Linked DNA regions of Homo sapiens: region 2 is linked to region 1. The links are chromatin contacts, found by Hi-C or POLR2A ChIA-PET in ENCODE. All regions are on one chromosome and are shown on one strand. The core of a region is the stretch at or near the end of the contact, and the rest is flanking DNA. Distances in the headings are between cores, read along the strand shown. Region 1 holds the start of ALYREF (Aly/REF export factor). Region 2 overlaps CCDC57 (coiled-coil domain containing 57).

The links. A loop is a pair of places that touch in the nucleus more often than their neighbours do. ChIA-PET counts read pairs that join two places held with the same protein, here RNA polymerase II (POLR2A). Pooled maps may share reads with other maps.
Region 2: a pooled map shows a loop between it and region 1 (4-fold over the local background). The contact joins the enhancer-like site here to the promoter of ALYREF in region 1. A Hi-C loop is called at or near these places in 3 of 50 pooled maps. POLR2A ChIA-PET finds 5 or more read pairs at or near these places in 3 of 52 experiments (AG04449, GM12878 and HEK293).

Annotation. Positions count from the first base shown.
Region 1 is chr17:81,887,763-81,893,995 of GRCh38, forward strand. It overlaps ALYREF (Aly/REF export factor), which reads right to left and starts at 3,824. Exons shown (of 6, transcript NM_005782.4): 1 at 3,561-3,824; 2 at 2,927-3,058; 3 at 1,420-1,567; 4 at 758-821; 5 at 479-656; 6 at 73-383. The coding sequence starts at 3,818. The coding sequence ends at 369. It overlaps ANAPC11 (anaphase promoting complex subunit 11), which reads left to right and starts at 3,961. Exons shown (of 4, transcript NM_001002248.3): 1 at 3,961-4,079; 2 at 5,790-5,852. RefSeq lists an enhancer at 643-1,842 and silencers at 1,646-1,810, 3,841-4,380, 5,261-5,476.
Region 2 is chr17:82,151,229-82,157,008 of GRCh38, forward strand. It overlaps CCDC57 (coiled-coil domain containing 57), which reads right to left. Exons shown (of 19, transcript NM_001394669.1): 15 at 332-545. Among named protein-coding and RNA genes, the nearest start is that of FASN, 56 kb to the left of the region's middle. Within about 2 kb of position 1,808, at least 6 of the 41 ENCODE cell types and tissues checked have a DNase peak (open chromatin) inside an H3K27ac peak, as active enhancers do.

The DNA.
Region 1 (6,233 bases), core at 2,574-5,073:
CCCCCTCCCAGCTGGACAGACACCAAAATCCTGGCCCAGGCCTGGACTCCAACAGTGGGACGAATCAAACAGTTCCAGTTCTACACACATTTCTATTTTATTATGGAAAAGGTGGAAACGCCACCTTCTCCACAACAGCAACCAGTAAAATTTATCCCAAAAATAACTCGGTACAAAACAGGTCTGTTTCAGAATTAAAAAAAAAAAAAAAGAAAAAAAAAAAACCTTTACATGAGTTTTTAAATCCTATTTTAAAACATAAAAGAAACAAATCCATCATTGGCCGCACAGCCCCAGCCACCGCCCCCCAACCAGGGAGCAAGAGGAGACGCCTGGGTCCTGTTCCGCACGCGGATTTGCTGGTCTGTTTAACTGGTGTCCATCTGAAACACAGAGGAGAAAGAGGCTTGCATTCACAGGCGGCCTGCTCCCCACTGCGGCTTTGACCAGGCCCCCAGCTGGCTCCCCCGGGACTCACTCTCGCATTATAGGCGTCCAGCTGGGCATCCAGCTCCTCTGCCGAAAGCTGCTGCTTTGAATTCCTGCCGGCACCTCTGCCTCTTCCACGGGCGCCTCCGCGGGTGCCTCTCCGGGTGCCTCCACCACCACCAAAACCTCCAGCGCCACGGTTTCTAGTCATGCCACCTCTGTTTACGCTAGCAAGGAAGACGAAACCGTTCACACACCCGGAAGGACCCTAAGAGCGACGCAGCCTCACCCTCGGCCAATCCCCTTCCCCAGAGGCCCCGGAAGTCACCTCTGTGCAGGCCTCCGCTGTGCGTCAATCTGTGACGTGACAAGCTGAATGTTCATGGGGCGGCCTGCGGCAAAGAATACGAGAAGGCACGTTCTATTGAGAGGCTCTGAAACCCACCCAGCTGGCGCCACACCCTGGTCTCCATGCAAACACTGGAAAGGGCCTCTGTGCGTCTCAAATGCCCCCGACAAGGGAAATGGCCTGGAGATACTGGTGGGAGAACAAAATGGCAAGGAAGCAACCCCACCAACACCTCCTCACTCCTTCTCAGTCCAGACTAGGTGGGCTGCTCGCTGAGGTATCGGGGTGCTCGTGGGTGGAGAGGTGTGGGTGACCTGACGAAGAAGAACCGGTACCTTTGTCTTTACGACTACAGCCCCGCACTCAGAGGTGTACTATGGCGGTTCTGAGAAGGCTTCACAGAAGTGAATCTTCCGGAAGGAGCTGAAGGAGGGGAGGGATGTAGCTTGCTGGATGGGGGTTCACAAGAGGTTGGTCCAGATGTGTGGGGCAGCATGAGAGGTGGCAGATGGAAGAGAGAGACAAAGGGGCAAATGCAAAGTGTCCTCAGCCACAGGGGTACCCCATATTCCTACCTGGACAGGTGCCAGCCCCAAACTCCACAAGCCCCACAGTCAGCGTGGGTCCACCCCCAGACTCACCATCCAGAGGGACGCCGTTGTACTGCTTCATGGCCTTCAGGGCATCTGCCTTCCGCTCAAAGTGCACGTCTGCTGTTCCTAAGCTGCGACCAGAGCGATCATAGTGCACAGCCGCCTTCTTCAGCGTTCCAAATTCAGCAAAGAGTTCCTGGGAGTTGCAGAGAGCAGTTGTCAGAAAAGCAACAAAACTGCGTTCCTTCTGGTGGCCCAGGGACAGGCCCTGGAAGCGTGAGTTGCTTTGGGGGTGGTTCTCTGGGAGGCAGGACAGTGGTTAACGGGAAATGAGGGAAGGGCGGGGCAGGAGGGACAGCAACTTCCAAGAGCACCTGGGTCTGAGGGCTCCTGCCATTGTGGGGACCTGACACGTGTACCACGATGCAGGTAGAGGAAGCTGCAAAGCCCACTAGCAACGGGCACAAAATTAAGCCACTATCCTCTTCAACAAAGGAAAATGTACAACACACCCAAGGGCTGTTCCAAGAAACGGTAAAGGCCAAAATCAAGAGCAAGGGAAGCAGTCCGATATCAGACCAGCTTGAAGGGCCTGTAGATTCGGGAGCCCTGACCCCAGCCCCTCCCCCAAAGGCAGATTCTGGCTCACCTTTCCCTCTCCTCCTACTCAAGCCTGCGGCAAAGTCTGAAGTCAAGCGCTGTCATGGAAACTGCCCTGACCTCAGGCAGGCTGGGAGTTGGAGAGGGAACCCAGAGTGTGGGGATACTCCGGCCGCAGGCACACAGCGGGAACTGGAGTTCACCAAAAGCGGTTTCCAGTGGATGCTAGAAACCACCTTAAAAAAAGTGTTGAGACACTGTGAGTGCTCACTGGCCCTACTCTGTCCTCCCAAGGCAAATGGCTGGGCTGTGGGCAACTGAACCCTGCCCAGCCATCTCCAAAACTGATTCCCAAAAAGTCATTTCTTAACCAGAAAACAAGTTGAAATGCCATTGGGATTCAATTTTTCTTTTTTTAAAAAAGAAAAGCTTCAACCAAAGATGGATTTGAGAGTCATGTCACTGACGGGACACGGCGGTGGGGAGTGATAAAACCACAGCGTACAAGGTCTTTATAAGACAGTACTCAAGGCAAACAGAGCCAGAAAAACAGACTCCCTGTGCTTCACAAGATACATAAAGAAGATTCTTTTTCTCACATTAACCCACTAAGACAGGCACAAAATTTAAAAAGCAACTGGGCTGGGTCTAACAGCCAAAAACCACTCACATTTGGTCAGTCTTTGTCCCTGTTAGAAACTGGAAGCCCTGGCAGGGGATTTTCACTCACAGAACCCATCTTCAGACTAACAGCAGCAGTTCCTCAGGCTCAGCTAGGCTCGCACCTGCCTGCGCACTGACCCCGGCTTTACTAGCACTGGGTCTGTCCTGCAGCCCTTCAGAGCTGGGAGGGCTCCCTTCGCTAAGGCGGGAAGGGGACTCAGGGCCACATCCCCAAAATCACGATCCGTCCTGTGCAGGGCGAACGGCTCACCGAGAAGCCCTCGTCTCTTACCTGAATATCGGCGTCTGAGACTCCAAAATCCAGATTGGACACCAGCAGTTTCCCACCTGTCTCCACGCCGGCACCACCGCCGAAGCCACTGTCGAAAAGATCGTGCTGCCACTTGTCGGGAAGTTGTTTTGGCTGAAAAAAAAACCGCAACAAGAGCAGATCTGTGAGTCTCAGTCCAGGGCTTTCCTGACCCTCACGGCTACTCCGGACCCTTCCTCTTCCCGGCCTGAGAGGATCCGGCCGAAACGGGGCCGCCAGCGCTCCCTCCGGCGCTGCAGCTGCCCCAGCCCGAGGCCGCACGGTCCCACCGCGGCCGCACAACTTCAGTTCCCTTAGACTAACTTCCCGCCGCCTGTGCCGCGCCCAGCGTCCCCTCCTCTCCTGCCACGAGGCCCCAACGTCCGGAACAAACAAAGAGCTGGGAAGGGTCTCAGCCTCCGGGACCGGACCCCGAAAGAACGACCTCGCTCCCGCCCACCACCCCCTCCGCGCCCACACGCACCCTCCGGACCTCCGGGCGGCCGCTCCACCAGCCTTATCCACCCGCCGGCCCGGGTCTCCGCCGCGAGCGGCCCCGGCCCCAGCCCCGGCTGGCCCCCTCCCACTCTCCGGCGCGGCCGGCCTCCGCACTCACCCTGCTGTAGGGCGCCGGTCGGTTCCTGCCGCCTCCGCCGGCCGCGCCGCGGGCGATGGCCGGCCGGTTCCGGATGGGCCCGCCGCCTCGATTCACTCGCGCGGCGGCCTGCGCCCCACCGCCGCGGCCGCCCTGGGAGCCGGCCCGGCCGCGGCCCCGGCCCCCGCCCCGGCCGCCTCGCTGGCTCCGGTTCAGTTTAATGATGTCGTCCAGAGACATGTCCATTTTGTCGGCCATGGCGGGCGCGGAATCGGGCATCGGCTCGAGCCCGCGCGTCAGCACGCCGGCACGTCACTTCCGGCGCCGCGTGAGGCCTTCCGGTGCCACGGCCTCGGAGCGGCTGCTGATTGGCCGCTGGCGGACGGCTGCGCGCGCGGGACGGGGTGAGGCGGGGAGGCGCGTGCGCACTGGCGTGCGAGACTCGGCGGGCGCTGTTGAGGGAGTCGGGCCGCGACTGTGGTCGTTTTTATACCTTCCCGCGCGGACGCCGGCGCTGCCAACGGAAGGGCGGGTAGGGCGGTGCGTGATTAGGTTGGCGAAGGTGCGAGGGCGCAGGGGGTGGGGCGGCGGCCGTTGGAGGCGGAGCCTACGCGCCCCTCCCTCCCCGCACGCTCCGCCCGATCGGCCAGGGCTGGGGGCGCTGGGGGCGCTACGGGCGCGGCGGGTGCCTGGGAGCTGCTGGGAGTCCTTGTTTCCGCTCCCGCCCAGGACTGTGCGCTCGGCTCGCGGTGGGGTCCGGCGGGCGCGGCTTCGGCGGGCGGCAGCCGCTGCAGACGAGCTGCGGGTTGGTTTTTTGGTCTCCACCTGCAGCCCCCCCAAGTCTGCACTGTCACATTTTGCCAGTCATATCCTTTACAAGTTTTCTTGCGGGCCGGGCGCGGGCCTCACGCCTGTAATCCCAGCACTTTGGGAGGCCGAGGCAAGAGGTTCGCTTCAGCCCAGGAGTTTGAGACCAGCCGGGGCAACATCGTGAGACCCCCATCTCTAAAAAAAAAAATGAGCTGGGCATGGTGGTGCACTTCTGTACTACCAGCTACTTGGGAGGCCGAGGTGGGAGGATTGCTTGAGCCCAGGAGGTCGAGGCTGCAGTGAGCCGTGGTGGCACCACTGCACTCCAGCCTGGGCGACAGAGCCAGACCCTGTCTCCAAAAAAAAATTATTTTTGCAACTTATTAATGAAAACCAGTGTGCCATTTCATTGATTTTTTTTTTTTTTTTTTGAGGCAGTCTCATTCTGTCGCCCAGGCTGGAGTGCAGTGGGGCGATCTCGGCTCACTGCAACCTCTGCCTCCTGGGTTCAAGCGAGTCTCCAGCGGCAGCCTCCCGAGTAGCTGGGACTACAGGCACGTGCCACCATACCTGGCTAATGTTTGTATTTTTAATAGAGACAGGGTTTCGCCATGTTGGCCAGGGTGGTCTTGAACTCCTGACCTCAGATGATCCGCCCGCCTTGGCCTCCCAAAGTGCTGGGATTACAGGCATGAGCCACCACACCCAGCCCATTTCATGGATTTTAAGTTGTTTTGAGATACTTGCTTTTGTTTTTGTTTTTTGAGTCAGGGTCTCCCTCCGTCACCCAGAGTGGAGTGCAGTGGTGTGATCTTGGCTCACTGCAGCCTCAAACTCCTGGGCTCGAGCTATCCTCCCACGTCAGCCTCTCAGGCAGCTGGTGCACGCCACCACAGCTGGCTTTTTTTTTTTTTTTTGAGACAGTCCCACTATGTTGCCCAGGCTGGAGTGCAGTGGTGCGATCTCGGCTCACTGCAATCTCTGCCTCCCAGGTCCAAGTGATTCCTGTGGCTCAGCTTCCCGAATAGAGCTGGGAGCTGGCGTGATCTCAGCTCGCTGCAACCTCCGCCTCCCAGGTTCAAGTGATTCTCTTGCCTCACCCTCCCGAGTAGCTGGGATTACAGTTGCCCACCACCACACCCGGCTAATTTTTTGTATTTTTAGTAGAGACAGGGTTTCAGTATGTTGGCCAGGCTGGTCTTGAACTCCTGACCTTGTGATCTGCCTGCCTCAGCCTCCCAAAGTGCTGGGATTACAGGCGTGAGCCACTACGCCTGGCCTCTAATTTTTGTTTTTTTGGTAGAGATGGGGTTTCACCATGTTGGCCAGGTTGGTCTCGAACTCCTGACCTCAAGTGATCCACCCTCCTCGGCCTCCCAAAGTGCTGGGATTACAAGCATGAGCCACCACCTGCGGCTAATTTTTTTGTATTTTTTGTAGAGACGGAGTTTCGTCATGTTGGCCAGGCCCATTTGAGATCTTTGAAGATATCCTCAACGTGAGGTAAAACCAAACTCCTGACTGTCCTGTGCTCCCAAATGTGATCTCCTTGTCCGTAAGGAGCTGAGTCCCTTCCCTTGGAGAGAAGAGTGTGCCCTTTCTCTAGATGGCTAAAGAAACCTCACAGATAGTTCTTTTTTTTCCTTTTTTTTTTTTTTTTTTTTTGGTAGAGACTCAGTCTCACTGTGTTACACAGGCTGGTCTCAAACTCCTGAGCTCAGGCGATCCTCCCGAGTTGGCCTCCCAGAGTGCTGGGATCACAGGTGTGAGCCACAAAGCGGATTGCTGCTGGGGCTTGCTGTTCTCCCGTAGCTCCCCTGCAGCCCTGACCCTCTGGGCCCAGAGCCCTTTACTTGTTATTTGTTTTAATAGAAACGGGGCTCA
Region 2 (5,780 bases), core at 558-3,057, 260 kb after region 1:
CCTGGCACACACCCAGAACCTGGCACACACCCAGAACCTGACCCGCACCCAGAACCAGGCGCATACCCAGAACCTGACCCGCACCCAGAACCAGATGCACACCCAGAACCAGGTGCACACCCAGAACCTGGCACACACCCAGAACCTGGCACACACCCAGAACCTGACCCACACCCAGAACCTGGCGCACCCCCAGAATCTGACCCACATCCAGAACCTGGTGCACCCCCAGAATCTGACCCACATCCAGAACCTGGCGCACACCCAGAACCAGGTGCACACCCAGAACCTGACCCACACTCAGGCCATGGCCTCCACTTCCCGGACTCACTTTCGGGTCGGCCCAGCTCTGCACGGAGCCTGTTCCCCATCTCGATGAGCTGCTCTTTCTCCAGGCGGAGGCTGATGATTTTTCTGGCTGCCTCCTTCAGCTTTCTCTGGAGTCGGTGCATAGATAAGGTCTGGGGGGCACGTGCCACTGACCGGAGGTGCAGGAAAAGCTCCCCCTGGTCCTCGGCCTCCATAGGCCCTCTCTTGGTGAGGCCCTGTAACAAAACTCACAGGCAGACACCCCTGTGAGGCTGCCCTCATGGGAGGACGCCAGGGGTGCCCACCCAAGGAGCCTCTTCACCTGCTCTTCCAGGGTGGGCACTGCTGGCTGTCACTGGGTGACATCCTTCCAAAAGAAAGACAAAAAGAGTCGCTGCTCCCAGTGCTTCAGTGGGTTCCTTCTCTTCCACAAATAGAATAAAGGCCCACAGATCTCCCAGGCCAGGGTGGCCCCCAGATCTCCCAGGCCCTCACAGCCCTCCGCCTCCTCCCCGCCATCCCTGCCTTCTGGTCATCTATGCCTTTGTGTCTTTCAAGTGAACACAAGGAGAATCTGAGGACACCCAACCAGCACAGCAGCTCCCCAGGGAGAGCAGAGAGAAGGCTGTGGCCTCCAGCAGTGCCCAGGACCCAGGAAGGCGGCCCAGGGAGAGCAGAGAGAAGGCTGTGGCCTCTAGCAGTGCCCAGGACCCAGGAGGACAGCTCCCGCCAGCGTGGCTTGGCCCTCCTCCACTCCTTGGGGTCCCTCCTTTCTCTACCTGCCAGCTGGACACCCCACAACCACCCTGCAGGCCGGCTGTGGCTTCCCTCCTGAAGCAGGTGCAGGGGGAGCACAAAGGCAGTGGAGAGGGAGGAGGCCGACACAGGGGCAGGAGCTGGCTGGGCTCCCCCTTAGCACCCCAAGCCTGGGTCAACCCTAGATCTGAGCCCCTGGGAAGCACTGTGTTGTCCTCACTCAGCCCAACCTGGACTTGCAGCCCACATCATTCCAGTGCTACAGAGTGCAATCCCAACACAAAGGGATGCCTGGACCAAAAATGGGGGCACAGGAAAAAGCAGTAGTGTCCAGGCCCTGGCAAGACGGGAGCCGACGACCTACTTCTCCCGTGCCACTCCTGGCCCCTGTAAGGAGCCAGGCTGCACCTGGCCCTGGCCACATGAGCTCCGAGTTCCTGGAACAGGCCAGCACACCCTGTCCCCGCCAGCTTCCTGGTGTGCCTTTCCAGGGCTGGCAGGTGCTGCTGCCTTCCAGGTGCTGCTGTTCTTTGGATGGCCTGGGGTGCAGCCACTGTATGCAGTGCCTCCGGGCATGTGCCGCAGGTTCATGTGGGACGCTCGGGGGCCGCGGGGGATGACACATCGAAGGGGAGAGATGTCTGCTTTCCTCTTGGACAGAGAAAGTTCTATGGTGCCGCAGGCCCCAGCTGAGGACGGGTGCAGGGCAGCCCCCATGAAGGCTCGCCACAGGCCTGAGCCCGAGTCCAGACTCGCTTCCTCCAGTAAGCGGGCCTCATGCCTGCTCCGTGAGCACCCTTGGCAAGTGTGGTGCAGAGGCTCACTCACCACCCTGGGAGAATAGACAGGAATGGGCTCTTGGGTGTGGGAGAGGCCAAGGCAGAGGGAGAGGAAGGGAGGCCTGTGCTGGTAAAACAGATTGCAGATGGCCTGGGGCTGGGGGAGAGGGGCCAGGCAGGTGAGACTCGCAAGTCCGGTTCTAAAACCCTGGATCCTCTACAGGAACACACTGGGTTATTTTGTTATTTTAACTGAAGAAAGAACAATCCCGAAAACAGATTTTGCAAACCTCAAAACACTTAGAGATTTAAGAGAAAATTCCGTCTTCAAAAGCAGTCCCCTCTCCCTGCAAAGTTACACCAGGCCCTGCGGCTGGTGCCAGGCTTGAGGGGCACTGAGGGGCCTTCTTGCTGTTGACCCCACAGGCAAAGGAAGGAGGGCATGGATCACAGGGCCCATGTCCTAGTCACGTGATTCTGCACACAGTGACCTGGGGGGCAGGGAGTGAACGATTCTACTTCTCTCGGATTCAGTTTCTGGTAAAATGTTATTTGGTAAAAGTTTATTTTGATGATTCTCTAAAATCTTTCCACAAAATAAGATTTCTACAGCCTGAGACATATTCAGGAATGTCTTCACCACTGTGTGCTCCAAGGGCTGCCCACCCCCAGCAGGGCAGCAGCAGCTGTCCACCCATCTGCCCCCACGCCTAGGACTGCCCCAGCACCCCACAGGTGAGGAGGAGATGTCTCCAAGTATCTGGACGATTCGAAGAAAATTCGAAGGAAACTTTGGTCTGCTGAAATGTCTTCACGTCCTGAGGACATGTATGAGTGAGTGACACAGGGAAGTCCTTCTCAGAGGCTGAGGCCTGGGCCTGGTACAGTGGGTTCCATCAGGCTGGGCCGGCGCTCACCGCCCCACACAGCCACTCCAACGCCTCTCGGCAGAGCCAGCACCAACACCATGGCCAACACTGCCCCCCAGTGGACCCAGGGATGTAACACATCCCCCAACTCAGCCCTGGCGGCCAGTGACTGGGGGAAGTTTTGTATTTTAAGGGCTAGAGGCAGCTGATGTGGGTGGTGCAGTCAGGGAAGCCCAAAGCCAGGCTGTGCGGCTCAGCCCAGTGGGACCTGCCTGGGAGCAGAGTGCCCCACTGTTGTCCACAGGCTCTCCCTCTGCCATGGGAGAAGTGGGAACACGTGCCTCCGCACACACCTGGTCCCAGCTTTGCAGACCTGGCTCCTTGGCTAGGGCCGTGGAAGGGGACCAGCTTTCGTCAGGAGTGCTGTGGGACAGTCCCTGGACCCCTGTGCACTTCCTCACCCACCCTGCACTGGCTTCCTGCACTACAGGAGGTAGGCTGGAGACGCAGTGCCGCGTCACACCTCAGTACTTGGGTGGGTGTACACAATACGTGACCTGGTCCGTGGCCCGTGTGCAAATGTCACCAACCGTCCAGATAACGCCCTGACGCCATCTCTCCTGTGCAGGGTCCAGGGTCCCACGTGGCATTTCTACACTGTCTCTCCTGTGCAGGGTCCATGGTCCCACATGGTGTTTCTACAGATGATGCCCTGACACCGTCTCTCCTGTGCAGGGTCCAGGGTCCCACGTGGTGTTTCTACGGATGATGCCCTGACGCCGTCTCTCCTGTGCAGGGTCCAGGGTCCCACGTGGCGTTTCTACGGATGATGACTTGATGCCCGTCTCTCCTGTACAGAGCCCAGGGTCCCACGTGGCGTTTCTACAGATGATGCCCTGACGCTGTCTCTCCTGTGCAGGGTCCAGGGTCCCACCTGGCATTTCTACATGGGGTCTCCCAGGTCTCCTAACTGGAGTGGCTCCCCAGCTTCCATGTTTGGGCACTCGCCAAGCATCTAGACCCGCTCATCTGCAGATGTCCCTCTGTTTGGGCTTGCCTGAGGTCTCCTCATGCATAAGCTCAGGTTCTGCATTTTTGGCAGGGACCCCGAGCGCGAGTCTGTGCCGTCTCAGTGCGACCCGCCCAGAGGCGCGTGACACGGGCGCATCCCAGCACTGGCGATGGGAGCTCTGATCACTCGGGTCAGCTGGGGTCAAACAGGCTGCTCCACTGGAAAGCCAGCATTTCCCTTGGAAATAAGAAGTCACGTGTGGGGAGATGCTGCTTCGCATCCGTCTGATGGGAATCCCTCTGGTTCAGCACCCATCCGTGGTCGCCCGGCGCGCCGTTCCTGTCGCGTTCCTTGGCTGGCACTCTCGCGTGGAAGAGTGCCCCGTTCCCCTGACCGATCTGTCCATTGCTATCAGCCTGGACCCATGATTTCCTGGTTGAGTCAGTGGATTGTGGTCTTCAACGTCACTGCCTATTGGCCTAGTTCTGGTCCTTGGGGACCCCTTTCAGCTGCTTCCTGTGCCTTCCGAACCTGCCTCCATGCTAGAGCCCGGGCTCCTGTGAGCAGGGCAGGAACCATGGAACTAGCGCCTGGAACTGTGGAACTGGCATCTGCTGTGGCTGAGTCCGGGCTGTGGGCCCTCTCAGGACAGAGCTGGGATCAGATGCACATGCAGCTCTACCCACTTCTCTCTATACCCAACATAACGGACACATTGATCCTCTACCTGAGGGTCCAGCCCCAACATGGCCCCTTCTCCGTCTGGGCTCCTTTCCCAGCAGCAAGCAGCAAGGACCTGGGCCCGCCCTCGTCTCCAGGAGCTCAGCCATGCTGCTTGGCAGAGGACAGAGCCCAGGTGGGCCTCGCCTGGGTGGAGAGCCCGGCCACAGGATGCTCAGACCCAGGAGGAGCCTGGAGCCCGACTGTCGCCTCCATGCATGTAGACACAGAGCCTGGAGTGTATGCCCCGCCTGTGCCTTAGCTCCAATAACTGGGATTGGGCTGCAGGTGGCTTCATCTCTCAATTTAAAATTCTGCTTATTTGGGCCAGGCACAGTGGGCCACTGTGCCTATAATCCCACCTGTAATCCCACCACTTTGGGGGACTGAGGCAGGCAGATCACTTGAAACCAGGAGTTTGAGACCAGCCTGGCCAACATGGTGAAACCCTGTCTCTACTGAAAACACAAAAATTGGCCGGGCGTGGTGCACCTGTAATCCCAGCTACTCAGGGGGCTGAGGCGGGAGAATTGCTTGAACCCGGGAGGAGGAGGTTGCAGTGAGCCAAGATAGCGCCAGTGCACTCCAGATTGGGCGACAGTGTGAGACTCTGTCTCAAAAAAAAAAAAGAAAGAAAAAATTCTGCTTATTTGTATAAATTCTTGCCCCTTCATTCTAAACAAGTGGGAAGACAGTGAACTACGCAAGGGCCAACAGTGAGAGCTCCTGGGGCCCCTTGCTGCCCAAGGAGGCGCCCGCCCGTGTCCGGGAACACATGGCGCTCAGGTGGGTGGGAGATGTGTGGGGGTACAGACATGCTTACCCCTGGCTGTGCTGCCAGCTGGCCCAAGGGCCACAGCCCCCACCGGGCAGGAGCCACCCTGGAGTGGCTGGACTGGGAGCCCAGGAGGGCTAGGGTGCTGGAGACCCCTGAGGACAAGACCTCCTTACCAACAGGTACAGGGGCAGGTGCAGCTCAATATCTTACCGACCAGCTCAGCCCTTCCTGTGCGCACTGGCTGAGCACCTGCTAGGGCCTCAGGCTCCCTCGGCCTTCCCATACCTGCCCTGTTGTACCCCTGAGGCATCCTTATGGTCTTGCCCATCCCATGCCAAGGCAGCTCTGGCCTGCTCCTCACTGTCCTGGAGCCTGAGACAGCCACGGCCGCATCTTCCTCAGTCCACTCTATTCCAGCCTGAGTCCCTGGGGATCTGCTCCCCAAGCACGGTGCCCTGGGGATCCACGCTGTCTTCCACTTTGTGCTTTCCAGACATCATCTACTGTCCCCAAAACCTTCTGTGGATTCATAGGTCACTATTGGTAACTATAGGTTA